2 separate regions of the Homo sapiens genome follow, and region 1 is linked to region 2. The links are chromatin loops, found by intact Hi-C in ENCODE. Cell type or tissue: dorsolateral prefrontal cortex. All regions are shown on one strand. Links, peaks and the distances in the headings refer to the core of each region. The heading gives the core; the rest is flanking DNA. Region 1 overlaps PPFIA2 (PPFI scaffold protein A2). Region 2 holds the start of PPFIA2-AS2 (PPFIA2 antisense RNA 2).

Region 1 (8,350 bases), core at 343-8,342, 50 kb before region 2:
AACATGCTTTTGTTTTTGTTTGTTTGTTTGTGTTCTCCTGAAAACAGTCTCAACACATGTGGTTAACAGTTTTAAGGTCTCAGTTTAAAAGTGCTATTGCCATCTACCCTTCTAGCTCCTAGTATTCTTTTTTATTGTACCAGTCCTCAAACTCATCTCTCTCCTCTTTTTTCCAGTTCTCTGAGCTAGTTCTCTAACAGGAGAAAACAGAGGCAATATTATCATACTAGTTCAATTTTTAAATCATTCTAGGTGTTCAGTATTTTGAAAGGCTTTTGGAAGGTCTAAGTAAGTCACAAAATAGGCATCAGTTCCTTTAAGCAATGAACCCTGTAGCTTCTCCTCCTGAATCTCCTGTGACTCTTGCATGTAATCTCATTAAAGAACTTGCATAAATAAGCCAGGTAAGAATTTTTTTAGAGAAAACCTATTACCCATCGCTCTGCTTCCTGGAGTGTTCTCTGTTGTCCTTTCCAATTACCCAGAGTCTATCTTTTTTCAGAGTTGAGCCAAATCAAGCCCTTTGTAGTCACTCTGGAACTCATTTTACTTTCTTCTTAGATGAGATATTAAGAGAGAAGAGTGGTCACTGATATTCACTCACCTTAGCTTATCTCTCCTCACCTCTCCACCTATTAGATCAAAACTTAGTAGACTGAGTTCTCATGCACCTCCTATTTCCATTATTGTTTTTACGAAATTACTTGTCCTCAGAAGCATGAATGTTCTATAAATAATTGTTGTTTAATAAATATTCAGTTATCCTGTAACTTATTATAATAAGTTCTGTTTAGCTAGCTTACCTTAATTATTTCTATAATACTTTATACTTGTGATATGATTTACTATACATATAATCCCTACTGCTTGTCTTATTTTATCTGCAAACCAAGCCTGTGATATAATCAGAAAAATATCATTTATGCATATTTAGGTACAAATATGTATTTATTTAGAATGTTATTAAGGAAAACAGGTTTCCAAAATGAAGCAGCTTGTAATTATCTGTGAGTCCTAGGAATGTGGATTGTCTTATTCTTGGTCTAGGGTTCCTTCCACTACAATCTGTTGATCAAAGAATAATTGTTCTATATAGGCCAAATCATCCTTCATTGTAGATAAATGTCACATTGTTAGGCTGCCCATAATGACTCAGTGCAGTGATAGACTTTTAGACAACACTTTGAAACTCTGTATTTTGAGACATAAGGTCAAAAAAACAAGGAAATGGCCATTTATTCTTAATCAAATATATTTAATCTATTGATTTGATAATGCTTATTCTATGCATTGACTCCCCTGATATTTTACCAGTTCTTCTCCTTCTCCTTCTCCACCATCCTCATTATAATCATCATAACCATGTGAACACATAACATTGAAATAATAATTTCAGTTCACATGTAAAAATCAGAATCTTAAAAATGTGAAAAATAAGAACGATTTTCTCAATTAATGACTTACATATGTAAAAGTTCTTTGAGTGTTTTTATGCCTGCCGAACTTTTTCTCATATTCAATTGAGTATGGAAGTACTTAAAATATCAAATATTGTTTTTCCTTACATTTATATTGAAAAGAATTTAAGACACTTCAGGATTTTTTCAATTTGAATTTTTATTTGAGAATCTGAAAAATGCTTTACCAGATATTCATTTATTCATTCTATAATATATCTTGAGAGCATACTATATGCAAGATAGTTTTTTAGGTGTTGAGATTATGGTAGTTATCAAAACAAATACAAACCCATCCTCTGGTGGAGTTAACTTTCTAAAGATGAACATAACACCAAGAAAGATGAACTTCTACTAAAAGCCTATGGTAGTGGAAAGTTTCAAACGGCTGCTATTATTCTGTGTTGCCTAGTAAATAAGTGACTAAATGAGTGTGTCCTTCTAGGGTTTCTAACAACTTTAAATAAAACATCTCAAACACAAAAGGAAATTATGTGTGAATTATTAACATATAGATCTATCTATGTATCTATCTATGTATCTATGTATCTATCTATCTATCTATCTATCTATCTATCTATCTATCTATCTATGATCTATCAAGTAAGCTGCCATCCATTGCTTCTTTTTCTTAAGATGAGATAGTGAATCAAAGTAGATGAGTATGGCTAAATTTATTTGAAGTTTTTGTTTTCTTTTCTTTTATCTGATTCATTTCTCTTTTCCTCTTTTTTTTTTTTGCAATTACTTTACCGAAATAGGTAGATGCTAAGTGACCATAATCAATAATATTTGTTTAGTCACATAAGCATTGAACATATTTCTGCATGTTTCTACACTGAACACATATAGAAAATTTTATGTCGAATTCAATTTCTGTATTGAACACATATAAAGAGAAGGGCTGACGCCTCTTCTTGAATGAGATGCAATCTCCCTGTACACAGTTCAATTTCTTCAATTAAGAATCTTTTAATATATTTATATATATAATGAAATGCAGAATACAAAAGTTAACATTTTAATTTTTTATTGATTATCTACAGAAATAATCTCTAAGTTAAAAAGTTATTTTTGAATGTAAAAACTGCAAATCAGTGAAGAGTCAAAACATGATAATGACTAGTGAGCAATAGGAAGTACTGATTTATTTTAGTTGAGGACATATGAAACCATAAGGGAATTCATGTTGATTTTCAGTGAATTATAGATAAGCTTTTAGTTTAATGTTACCTTGGTATTGTGGGTTCAATTAAAGAGCCAGTTCTCATTTTCAATTGGTCAAGTTCAGATCTCAGCTTTTCAATTTCTTCTGCTAATCTTTCCTAAAAAATCAAAACAGTGTTACTCAGATGCCAGTAATATCAGCAAGCAATTATGATAAATGAGTCTTAATGATTTTTTTTAAAAAGGAAAAACTGAGGATATATTTTTATTAAAGGTTATTACACATAATAATAAAGCACGCCAAAATTTTCCCCTTGTAATAAAAAATGTGGATAGCAGAAATTAATAAAAATTTATCTACAATCTCTGGCATTCACTAATCCTGAATATTTGAAAATTCGTGGGAATATTAAAATTATGACTAGCTATGTAGATGTCACTTAAAAATGCAGAGTAGAAATCATATGCAGTTTTGAAAATAAAGAAAATGTCTTATTTATGCAGTAAATGAAGAACTTTCATTATTCTATGAGGGTTAAAGGACATATGGGTGAAGGAAAAAGATGATTGGATTGAAAGAAAAAGGAAAGTAAACCCTCTGGCTTTTACTCTGCATGAGATAGGCAACAATTGGAGGATTTTTTTAAAAAATATTAATTAATTAATTAATTTATTTATTTATTTAAAGACAGGGCCTCACTCTGTCACTGAGGCTGGAGTGCACCTTAAAAAGTAAAGTTAATAACCAATTAGCTTGATATTGTCACCATTATTTGTACTTAATTATAATTTTCTCAAATTGGCATTTTCTGGTCTATAAATTTATGAAGATAGGGGTTGTCTTAGAGCTTTAATTAACTGCTCATGTAAGCATTCAATTTGGTTTTAATGATTATAACTGTTATATTGTTTTACAGGTCTAAATGTATCATTCTAGATTTTTCTATTACTGTTTTTCCCCTTCCCAGTGGCCAGTGCTTGATATTTTACTTTACTCAAACTTTTCTCACCACATTTTTTTTTGTTAATGTGGCCTTTGCAATGTTTCTCTTTTCTGTTCTTTTTATTCTCACTACGTCACTACCATCCTACTCTAAGCCCTTTTTATCTTTTTCCTGAATGATTTTTACCAGCTTCAGTCTCTTTCCTACACATTTCTCTGCTAGACATATAATTTCAAAACACATGTACAATAAACTAATGTGTTGCTTTAAAATGTTCAATAGTTTCTTATTGATTTGTAAATATCTTTGTTCATTATTTTCACAAAAGTGCGCTGAGTACCTCTTGTGTGTCAGGCACCTGAGATACAGTAGTGAGCTGACAAATGTCTTGCCCTCATGCAATTTAGAATTTAGTAGAAAAGATGAATAATAAACAAGTAGTAATATAGAAATATAGCATGTTGTTAGAAAGGAGAAAACAGGGGAGTCATGGAAGGGTTTTTCAATAAAGTGATACTTGGACAATGACCTAAATAAAGGAGAAATTAAAAAATGAGACTCTTAGGAAAAGGCATGGCAGATAAAAGCAACAACACGTGCATACGCCTCTTAGTGGAAATGGAGTAGAGGGTAAGGAGTCCAGTGTGGCTGGATTGCAGAGGTTAAATTGACAAATAGAGGATACTTTTTAAAAGTATGATTGCAGAACTCAGGAATGGTAGTCCTAAAAGAGGTTGTAAACCACTTCAAACTCTGGCTTTTACTCTGCATGAGATAGGCAACAATTGAAGGATTTTAAAAAATTATTTTATTTATGTATTTATTTATTTAAAGACAGGGTCTCACTTTGCCACTGAAACTGGAGTGCAGTTCTGTGATCACAGTTCATTGCAGTCTTGAACTCCAGGGCTCAAGTAATCCTCTTGCCTCTGCCTTCCAAGTAGTTAGGAGGACTACAGGTGTGCACCACTGCACCTGGCTAATTTGTTTTTAATTTTTATTTTTGTAAAGATGGGGTCTTGCTATGTTTCCTGGATTTTCTAGCAGAGAAGTGGCATGATCATTCTAATGGCTGTGAAATAGATTGTCAAGTTGAATTGGGAGTCAGAAAAGAGAGGAAATTTTGAGGCAAGAGAGTAATGGTTTGGACAAGAATGGTGTTAGGGTAAGAGTGGCTATATTTTGGCTATATCGTGAGAGTAGAAATAAGAGGATTTGATATTGGACTAGATGTGGGATATGAAACAAACATAGGGGTCAAGACTAAGTCCAAGTTTTTTAGCCTGAGTAACTGAAAGAAAGAAAGAAATTGTAATTATGATTGACTGAGAAGACTGCTGGTGTGTTAGGTTAGATGGTGGTGGTGTTTGATGTGTGGGAGTGGGGTGAGAATAGACTGGCATGTTACATTTGAGGTACCTAGGTGTCCAAATGGAGATATTGAGTTGGCAATAGAATATATAAACTCTCTCAGGGAAGAGGACCCAGTAGGTAATCTAAATTTGGATGTGCTCAATTTATAGATGGTGTTTAAATCCAGGAGATCAGATGAAGTCACTAGGGGTGAATCAGAGAGAAGAAAGGAAAGCTACCTAGAAACTTCAAATTGTAGAGATAAAGATGGAAAGGGAAACACTGAGAAAAGAGTTTGAGCCTACAGAGGGTTTTGCTGATAATGGACTGTGAGTACAGTTAGTTTAGTGGAAATTTGAGGAATTATAGAAGATGTGGTCAGATTAGTGAATGTGCCCATCTAAATGGGATGATAGTTCAGACATGAGATATGATCTGGGATTTACTCTCTCTGGAGACTGACATAAGCAAGGATGCAAAGCATGGCATGATTAGTACTCTTGGTTGCTTAGGCAGATTGTTGGAGTTACAAGGCTTTGGTAGGTGGTGGGGGAGTGGGTTCTGGGGATATTGCCAGGAGCACACAGAGCTTTGGATAACATAACATGCATAACAGCATCACGTCCAAAATTCACAATCTGCTCAAAAACTACTTCTTTAAATACATACCAGTCACAGTAAACTTCTGATGATTCATCAAATCAATCATCTTGATTTTCTTTGTGCCGTTGCAGAGGATTCATCCTCTACTTAGAATGCTCTACCTTTATGAAGATCATATATGTCTTTAAGAGGCTACTAAAAATGTAATCTCTGTGTTGTTTTTGTGAACTACCTCAGAAAGAATCAGATACTATATTCTAGGCCCCACATTACATTGTTCTAAAGACCTATCTTTCAGGAGATTGTGGACACCTTGACTGTAGAATTAGTTATTTTTAATTGCTTCATAATATGCAGCATCCAGTAGGGTTAAATGTATAATTGTTCTCTTTCCTCTATTCTTCATCTTTTCCAATACCTTCTATATCCCATACTATCCCTCCCTCCCTCCCTCCCTCCCTTCCTTCCTTCCTTCCTTCCTTCCTTCCTTCCTTCCTTCCTTCCTTCCCTCCCTCCCTCTTCCCTTTCCTTCCCTTCCCTTCCCTCCCTTCTTTCTTCCCCCTCTCCCTTCTTTCCTTCATTCTCTTTTTCCCTTCCTTCTCTCTCTCCATTTCTTCTATCTTTTCTCAACATACAGTTATAGATCACTTCTTAAGTTAGCAATCCTTTCTTCTTTAAAAAAATAAGATAAAATTGCTAACAATAACTTTAAAGGCTAATGAAGAAGGAAAATACTATTAGCAATTACCATTAAAATTTCACAATCTGCCCTTAGTTTCCTCTTCTACCACATACCCTACAACAGGAATAATTGATTCCAGCCAAATAGTTGTGCCTATTATTTAAAATGTCACACTCATTACCCATCCCCTCACCCCACCAAGCACCTGTGATCATGCCACATGCACTATGTTTGAAAGCCTGGGGTCAGAGTCCTACTTTCCCTTAAATCTTCAGTCAAGTCCCTCCTTCCTGAAGTCTTCTTCACAGCAGCAATATATCATGGTCTTTCCTACCTGTAGCTCTTACTGCCTACTTCACTAATTTGGCATTTGGCATCTGCTACCCTGCATCCTCATTGGTTTGTAAGGGCTGTGTTCTCTCTCCTCAGTTAGATTTTTTTAGCTCCTTTGGAACTAGGATTATGTTTGGACATATATAACTTAGCATAATTCTATTTATAATAGTATTTAATGTATTTCTGCTGAAAGAATATCTAAAACTGACATAAATTAGCGCATATATTTTAATTCTATTTATATAAGGCATAAAGCAAGGCAAAACCATTTTTTAATGTTATAAGTCAAGATAGTGATTATCCTTTAATGGAAGAGTATGAGTATAGACTAATTTGGGGGGAGTTTCTGAAGTGCTAATTTTTGGTGAATTTGGGTTACAAAGATTCATGAAGCTCTTCCTCTCTATGTACGCTTTTCTGCACATATTCTAAAAAGTTAAAATTGTTTTACAAAGATAGCATACTAAAATTATTTTTTCAAATTTATTTTACAACAAAACATTCATCAGTGGAATAGAAAATAAAAATAGAAAATGGGCCCAAAACATAAGTTTCCATTATACCTTATCATGTAAAGATTCTTCAAGATTCTTTCTGAAAGTTTCTGATTCTTGAATTAAAACATTCTAAAGAAAAGAAAATAGCAGAAATAATTAATAAATTAAACATAAAATACTTAAAAATATATTGATTAATATCTTATCACTCAAGAATCCTCTTAGATTCCTTCCTTAGTTCAGGTATTTCTTGGTTTCCATGGAAACCATGCTTTGATGAAATTTTCAAATGTGAGACCTTCACATTTAAAAAATACATAATTTAAATGGGAAATGCTATTTTGTAACACTTGAATGAACAAATGAAATAAATATTGCATTTTAAGCTACTTCTGTTTGCCTTTTCTCAGACCACATTTTAAATCAGAAACTATTGGTTATTCTTCAAGTAAGAAAAAGTGAGCAACAAGCTAAATCTTAGAGGTGTTATAAAAAATTCAGAAGAACTCACTTCTATTGTCTGAAGAAAGAAGAAATCATGAAATCATATTTTTTAAAATTTCACTTTCTGGACATCTACTGCAATGTGGAATTAACAATTTATAATGATACTTAAATTATTAGAGAAATAACAAACTCTAGCTATTCAGAAACCTAATATTACATGTCACAAAGTCAGTGGAAATAAGTTGGCATCATAGATACTTAAAATAAACCTTGCCAGAAAATTATTTTTGTTGTTAAAAATTATTTATTTTTCTACAAAACACACAAGTACTATAAGACATTATTTAAAATAATGTATTCTTTTTCAAAGTTATAGAATAAAATTAAACTAAGAGTGTAGTAATTGCATAGGGGCCATGTATTTGAAGTTGTATGAGAGGAAGTCATGTCTTATTACTTTCTAATGGGTAAATTAATCAAACTAACTTTTTGTCAAAACATTTTCCCTATTTTGGTTTATTTTATGTACTAATGGAAAATGTCTAGCTAAAATAGTGATTGGCATTCAATCTAGATTTCTAAAATGATGTGATCATCCGGGTTTTATACCCTACCTTAATTTATGCTCTGGAATTGGTAACCAGCTCTCATAACTCTTGCTGGTCTGGTAGCTGCCAACTATCAATGAGACATATATAACTGTAAATCACATTGCAGACTGTACAGAAGCACTATTTCTGAAATAATGCAGCTGAAAATACTGGGTTCCTAAACCCTCTACTGGGATTGATACTAGTTCTTTTGATGATATAAACTCACTTACATTTTGACTTTTAGACTGGTGTGTAGGTATCAGTCACTTGA
Region 2 (8,350 bases), core at 130-8,129:
TTTGGGGTCTACTAAATCAGAAGTTAATAGCGGGCTGGGATAGGAAGCATAATCATTTTATTTCCAAGGGCTGATACCCTTGCTGGAATCCTTTGTATGTCATTAAGATTGGACGTCTCCCTGGACAGATTCATATGGAGGCAAAGTTTTGCATATATTTTCAGTGAGTTAGCAACCCACTGAAGGCTCATGGAACTCTGTTCAAGATAAATATTTCACAACTGTTTTTAATGTTCAATCATCATTTATCAAGTGTCTGTTGACATTTGCTTTCAGGTATCCCTTCACATTTCTTTGATAATAACATCTTATATTTTCACTGGAGACTTTTCCTTTCTTATTCTAATCCCACAGAGACTGTCAATGAAGGAACCAAGAGCCCATGGCAAATGGGTGGGCACATGACCCAAGCCAGGGAAATCAGAATATTATTACTTTACATGTTTCTGGCTGAGCTATGGGAAACGATTCTCTCTATCTACTAAGGAAGGTAAGCTGGTAGAATATGAAAGGGGTACTCTTTGCCATTAATTCCTATTCATGCAGAAAACACATGGAAGAGATGAGGCCCTAACAAATTGCTTCTGGTCCTGATTCTAGGCATCCTTAAATCATTCCTACCCTTGGCATTTTAGTAATATGATCCAAGCCCCAAATTTCCCCTTTTGTGCCCCAACTCATTTGAAATGGTTTTCTGTCACTTGCAACTAAAAGTGACTTGCAAATGCAGCAGGAAACATGGAAGACAATACAGAGTATGCAATACCTAAGTGAGGATTTTGGAGAATGGCTAAGAATTTACCAGACAGACATGGTAGAAGACTTTTTTAGGTGTGTAGAAGATCACAGGCATTTTGTGTTTCTACAACTTTGTGTTCCTCGCACTGTAAGTTGTTTAATATTCCTGTGGCAAAAAGTACCTGGAAAAAGTTGGAGGAATGATGGGACTAGCAAAGCTAAAGTGCTTCAACTAAATCTCAGGCATCTGTGTGCTTTTTCTCTCTGGCTTATTGCTTTGTCTTGATCCTTATTTGTGTTTTCTGGTTGCTCATAAGCTTATAACAGCCTGATCCATTCCTTCTAGGCACTCTCAAACACGTTATATTTTCAAGCCAATCTTCTAGGTTTCATTCATATCCTTGCCTCTGTCAGGTTGATTTTGGCTCTGACAAGCTCTGACCCTACACAATAGACAACTGGTAGTCTTGGCGGCTGGGCCTCCAGTCTGCAAAATTCTTTAGCCTTCATTTTTCTTTTCTACCAGCTTGAACACTACTATGTCTTGCAACAGACTCTCTTCTAGCTCCTTGCCTGTGAACAACTGTTTTTCTTTGATATCCTGGAGAGATTCATTTATCTCAAAAATATTCATTCAGCACTGATGACATACCAGGCGTTAGGGAAACACAATGGGAGGAAAAGGCAGAAATCCTTCCTAATGGAAATTGTACTCTCATTGGGGAAAATAAGTTATAAACAAACATAAGTAGAGCATATTTTTAAATGGTGTTAACAGAAAAGAGAAAATCAAACCAAGTGAGGAATGCTGTGAGGTATAATTTGATTACAAATTAGGTGATTTCTGAGTATGGGCTTGAGGACAAGAGGGAACAGCAATGTGGATATCTGGGAGAATAACTTTCTAGAAAATGTAAATAACTATTGAAAACAAATATTGAGATTTATAACAATATTTCAGGGAGTTCTTTCAATGATGTAAAATGTCCTCCCTAAAAGAGAGGTAAAACATCAGTGCAAGTTGATGCCTTGGAGACTTAAGGAAACATATTATCATGAAAAAAATGATTTGGGCAAAAATAACAAAGACCATTAAATATCTTTTTATGCTAAAATTTTAGGATTTCTTGAGGGTTTAATAAATATTAATACATTTATTCAACAAATATTCATTTGATCACTGTTCTAAGTATCACAAAATACTGGGAAAAATGCAGACAGTTTCCTTCTCTTGTGTAGATTACATTCTAGTTAAGGAGGCAAAAAAAAAAAAAAAAAAAGGAAGCAGTAGGACTACAATAACAAAATAGCAATTATTTATTTAGCTCTTATAATGTGCCAGAAACTGTGCTAAGTACATTATATAAATTTGCTTCTTTTCATAAACTTTGCATCTACATTATCTTTTCTTTCCAGGTTTGAGATTTCTTGGTAAAAGACCCTGAGACTATTATATTTAATGGCAACAACCACAATTGCTTTTGCACCAACCTAATAATAATCAGGTACAAGTAGTTTGAAAGGTGATTCCTGGAAGTGAAACATTCCTTAAATATGCTTGAAAGGCTGAGGATGAATCCTGGCCCATGTAGTTGTTGCTGGTTGTACGATCTTGTACAAGCTATTTAACCTCAAGTTCAGGTTCTTGTTATATCAAATGGAGGGCAAATAATATCTACTTTATATTGTATTTGTTTGTAAAATACTTAGTCAAATTTGATGTACATTAAACACTTGCTATGTAATGACAATGACAATAATGAATTGACTTCCACTTGCCTCTTCAATTTTATCTTTCTATTCATATTGCGTGCTCTAGCTTACTGAAAGGCTTCGATCACACATATAAAAAGTGCCGTCTTGGCTGTGAGTTTTTATATTCACCTGGGTAACCTTTGTTCCTCTTTAACTGCCTCTTAGTCACTTAGCTTTTAAGTCTTTCAGATGAATTCGGGGACAATATCTTCCCAAGGAGTTACAGAATGCCTTAGTAATCTCCAGTAACTCATGTCATGCAAGTGATTATCACAACTGGATGTTAGTTTTCTCACCAACCATTTTGACACAGTGCCTTGAGACTAGAAACTGTTTCTGATTCATTACTTATTCTCAGTTCTTAGGACACTGACTGACAAACAGGAGGCACTCTAGAAATATTTGTAGAATGTCAAAAAAAATGATGACAGGCTACATGAATGAAAAAAAAGCATATGAGGAGTTGGAAAAATTGGACAGAAATGTTCACAGGATGTATACATGGAGAAGAAAATTAGTTATCCATATAGAGGAATATAAGAACTTGAAGGTCTTTCAAATGTTCATATTATAGGCTTCAAGGTTAAAAAGGATTCTGGGTAGAGCTCACTGGGGAAATAAAGAAATAAAAGAATGGGAAATACTGCAATGGCTTTGTAGGAAAGTCACTGCTCTAGCGTGAGGAGGCAGATAAAGTAGAAGGCATAAGCAACTGTAAAGGAGGCTAGCAGCAGGATCATGGAAGGACAGTTTAATGAAAGTCATCAAGAGTTGTTTTGTAAACTCAAAGTAATAGGCAATTTCATTGCATCTTAAAATATAACATTAAAATGTATTCTCAAGTATACTGCAGCTTAGGTAATATGATTCACATGCATTGAAGCACATTGTGTATTTGCTTTAGATTTAGAATGAATCGTTGTTTGTGGACAGAAAAATGGAATTCTAAGAGTGTCTAAGAAACTAATTTCTGCCAATAGAATTTTCCAATAAAAAAGGAAAAGCAATGTAAATTGATTTAGTATTCACTTCATTTTCCTTTGTCTTTCTGAAATATTAATATACATGAAGAAATGGGAGTTGAGAAATTAAATTTCTAATTAAGAACTTCTAGCTGTAATAATAGCTATGTCTTGAACATTTATTACATGCCCCATATGAAATAAAACAATTTACATACATTACCTCATTTAATCTTTCCAGTAACCTTGTAAATTTGGTATTTTTATTTTCATTTTACAAATGAGGCAACTAACACAGAGGAAATATGTAATATACTTGAAGTCATACAGAAAAAGACACAACAGAGATATTTCTGATTCAGGTCTGATTCCTTCAAAACATTTTAAAAATATTATGCTGTAATGCCTTTTGGTAATCAGTGAAATGATTCATTGCATACACAATTTAAATATTTATCAAGGTCAGGACTACAAGTTTGTGGTCTGATTGCAGGGGGCTTTTCCTGACCTGCGTTGGCAAACAATTTAGAAGATGTCTTCAAAAACATTTAAAAGGTGTCTTCATATATTCCCCAAAATAAAAAAAGTCATGGTTTTTACCTTACTGATTATTTTCATTTATAACTCGTATACAGCATAAGCACTTAAACTTACCCTGAAAAAAAATTAACTACTTTTTAAAATAAACTACATCTACATAAAATCTTTCATGCTATTTCTACAGGGATTTTCATTCTCATGTTTTTAAATTAATATTTGTCTCTACTTATTTAACAACTTCCAGATAGTGCCCACATCTAATTAACAAAGATTCTTTTCATCTATTTTTATCCCAAATTCAATTAACAATTCCCAGGGTGACACTTATTGAAGTCTCACTACACCAACACATAATTTGCTTCTACACAGATACTTATTCTACTTCTAGCTGAATTCCATGCTTAGATTATAATGAAGTTGAAACACACACACAAACAACAAGAAAAAACTAGTAAAACAGTAGGGATTTACAATTTAAACTTAAGCAACTTTCAGTCACAATAGTTTGCATTTGTATCGCTATTTATTAATTGGGAAACCATAAAGGTTGAAACACTTATTTAAATAGAATTAAGAAACCCAAGCCAGTAACTATTTCCTTTTCTAGCTCTGCATTTGGAAATAAGATTTATAAGCATCACTGAAGCACGTTAAAACCAATGGAGAGCAACTTCATGTAGTCTGTGCAGTTTGATCAGCTTACATGTAACATTCAATTTAAATGGCTTTCATTAACCATGGGCAGATTTTGAAAGCTTGTGACACCAAACTGTTCCAGTGAATAATCAAATTGCTTTGAGGTAAGAATGAGAGGTTTGCATTGTGAGAATTTATCTTGGTTCAGGTAAAAAAAAAAAAAAAAAAAAAAAAAAAAAAAAAATATATATATATATATATATATATATATATATATATATATATATATATGTTTGTAAGAATTTTTACTACATAAAATACTTCCACTCAGTCAACTAATATTTATTGGATGAATAAGAATATTCTACATTTATTTATTTTAAACTTCCCACCCCAAATTTGGCTGACTAGTACTCCCAATTCCTATACAGATAAATTACCTAAGTGCTAAAATTTAAATGCACATTACCAGTAAGTTTCTGGTGACCTTTTAATTGAAAATACATCATATAAAAAGTACATAAATTTGGCTATTTCCAAATTTTACATCTAAACTAGTCTTTCTTGTATCTAAATACACATGGAATTCAAACTCAGTTAGTTTATAATGATTAAAAAATCCTCTTTAAATTAATATTTAAAGGGTTTTTTAAAAAAGAAATCTTCCTAAAACAGTAACTGGAATGCAAAACTGTTATTTTTAGTTTTAAGTTTAAAACAGAATGATTCCAATAGCAAAAAAAAAAAAATCAAATATATTCTCAGGTAGAAAGTTTTGCTTTTTTGCAGGAGATGTTTACACTATCCATTTAACTTAGAATTATAATATTCAACAATAGTAATTTTGACAATAGCTATACTTTGTCATTGTTATTAACATGTAATTCTAATGAAAATTACAACTTTGTACTAACATCTCTCTTCTTTTTGTCTAATCAGTATTTCAGTCAATACATTTTCTGATGCTTGATAATGCATCATTTATTTTAACCATCTATGTAGTTCCCTAATAATTAAAATGACAATAAAATAAAATACTAGCATCTTCATTAGAGGCATGTAAAAGGCTACAGAATATACAAAACAATTTATATTGGTCAGAAGAATTAGTGGACATTGTTAAGGCAAGACTGTTATTTTACTAGGTTAGCAACTAAGAGTGGCATAATATGGAAGAATAGTAAGAAAAATAGCCAAGGAAGCTGTTAATACAGGAAAGTGAAAGAATTAATCCAGAGAATGAAAGCAAACACCAATTTCTAAACAGTTTTTCAAAAGTGTTAGTGGTAGGAAAACACATTCTTAACCACTTGTATGTATCACTGCATGAAAGCAAGACTCAATTTAGAATATATATAAGCAGATAAATAAGGAAGGGTAGAGAGTATTCATTAAGGTAAACAGTACTGAGAAGTGCCCTACCAAAGATAAAGAAACTGCAATAATTCAGTGTTGAGTGCTGACAGTATTGGCAGTAATTGCGTTAAAAGTTTTGAATTTCATAAAGAAAATATGGTAAAATCTCCATCACCAAGGAAGATGCTATTGCTAATAACTTCTCACCTCCTTGAACAAGACAGAAAAATCCTATTCAAAAAGGGAAATAGGTGTCTCACAGTGAAAACAGCAAACAGAACTTACTGAAGGTATTGATTATTATAAAGTACTTCTTTGTACAGAATGGAGGCTATCTTGATTCATACTGGTTCCTCACAATCACTCCCACAGGGCTCTTTGCCCTCTAAAGTCAGAGGTATCAAAATCTGCTAACTTGGTTTAGTTTCAGCTAAGGGCATAAATGACAACTGACTGCAGTAATTAATTATCTCCCCAACTACAATAAAAAGGAAAAGCAAAATTAAAGATACTGAGTTAGGCTGAGAAGAGAGTGAATGCAAACTAAATAATCCAATGTGTGTGTACGTGATCATTTTATAAAGCAGGAAACATGCTCTGTGAATGAGAGCATTTGTTTTCAAAAGTCTCAATAAATATTTATTTTTAAATAAAATGAAATGTTAATATATGACTAAAAGTTTATATTTCATTTACTTTATGTATGCTAAGAAGTATAAAAATACTTTGAGCAAACACTGTTAATAGTATTAAATTTAAAAAGATAAATCTGCCCTATTCTAATCATGTCTTTGTCTTCTGTTTATTCAAGTGTATTCCATTTGCTTTCGGGAATATTTGGATGTTTTAGAACTAACATTCTGCTTTAATAATCCAAACACACTATAATTCCATCAATTTGAGTCTCTTAAAATGTTACACTGAAATGAATCTCTCTGAAGATGGACTTATTGATTTCTATATTCTTCCTCTAGCATCATGAAATTTGACCTCTTCAGCCGTGCATGGTTAACACTGTAAGTATACATGTGTTTTTTTGTTTTTTCTCCAATCATGGCAAATGTGTCGAAATTATAGGCTGTGTCCTAGATCTATTATTTTAGTTCTATTATGGCAAAGAAGAGAGTTTTAGGGAAAAGCGTTTCAAAGTGTTTGAAAAGTGCTTGAAAAAAATATAGAAAGCAGAAACAATATTCATTAATCAATCTTGCATATAACAAAGCAAGCTAGGGCAATAAAAAGGATTTATTCATTTAGTTCCTTTCTTAGAAATAACAAAAGCATACTAAACCCATTGTTCTGGCCAATTCCTTTTAAAGTAATCCATTTACTTCAGTTCTAATGGTAATTATCATGTTACATTTATCTGTACCCATTTCCATTTTATTTTTATGTGATTTTTAAATGTGCACATATCAAAATAATGTCAGTATGAGAAGGAAGCAGAACTTAAGTGGTCTTTACACCCTTACTATTATGAATAAAGAAAATGAGATTTACAGAGAATAGTGATAATTCTATTTGTCTCCAACAAATTGCCATCTAGTCAGTCTCACTGTAGACAGGACACTCTGCCTCCCTAAATCTCAGTTCAATTACCTTTAAAGGAGATGGATAGTATCATATCTAAAAAGACCACAATGACATTACCAAAATCAATAATAAGCATAATATTTACTGAAAGACTCTTTATGCCAACCACAGTTTTACGTTGTTTGAATGTATTAATTAATTTAAAACTCACAACATCATTATAAGTTATTATTATGGTTCAGCCAATTAAGGTAAAAAGAAAAAGGAAATTGCCTATGGTTACAAAGCTAGTGAATAGCAGAATGACTTAGGGAGAAAGTAAGTTTCACTTGGTGGGCGTTATAGCTCCTCTTTGGAGTAGGTTTGTCTCTTTCCTTAGCCTTCTATTTCCAGAGTAGAATATATTTACTGGAACCAAGTAAATACTCTATTTAGAATAAAGGTTTTTTTATTTACCACTTTTCCTTACTTGCCAACGCTAATTTCTAACTACTCAAAGCTATCCACTTTCCATAAAATATTTCATACTTTTATTGCTCCTTATTTCTGTTTTTGTCAGACCTGCAAGCTAAAAATTGTTTTGACATTTTTGAATAGTTGAAAAACATTAAAAGAGAATAATATTGTGTAAATTATAAGAAATTCACTTTCAGTGTCCATGAATAAATTTTAATTGGAAAATGGCCAAACTCATTTGTTTACACATTGTCTATGATTGTTTTCACTCCACAATGGTAGAGAAGTTGTGACAGAGACCATCTGGCTCATAAAGCCAAAAATATTTACTAGTTGGACTTTTACCGAAGTTTGCTGATACCTGGTCTAGTGGT

What was found. Peaks named below come from ENCODE experiments on the same cell type or tissue, not always from the same donor. Only the 100,000 strongest peaks of a DNase experiment are listed, where the experiment ranks them.
Region 1: a loop joins it to region 2, with 2.9 times the contacts of the local background. A loop is called at or near these places in 2 of 110 quality-filtered maps.

Annotation. Positions count from the first base shown.
Region 1 is chr12:81,360,003-81,368,352 of GRCh38, forward strand. PPFIA2 (PPFI scaffold protein A2) reads right to left here. Exons shown (of 33, transcript NM_003625.5): 14 at 7,106-7,168; 15 at 2,691-2,782. Among named protein-coding and RNA genes, the nearest start is that of PPFIA2-AS2, 53 kb to the right of the region's middle. In dorsolateral prefrontal cortex, for the core only: no CTCF peak of the experiment used is centred there; no DNase peak of the experiment used is centred there; H3K4me3 peaks cover 1,028 bases; H3K27ac peaks cover 6,150 bases.
Region 2 is chr12:81,410,337-81,418,686 of GRCh38, forward strand. The region is part of intron 7 of PPFIA2 (PPFI scaffold protein A2); the gene reads right to left. PPFIA2-AS2 (PPFIA2 antisense RNA 2) reads left to right here and starts at 6,769. Exons shown (of 3, transcript NR_199032.1): 1 at 6,769-7,003. In dorsolateral prefrontal cortex, for the core only: no CTCF peak of the experiment used is centred there; no DNase peak of the experiment used is centred there; H3K4me3 peaks cover 2,330 bases; H3K27ac peaks cover 3,298 bases.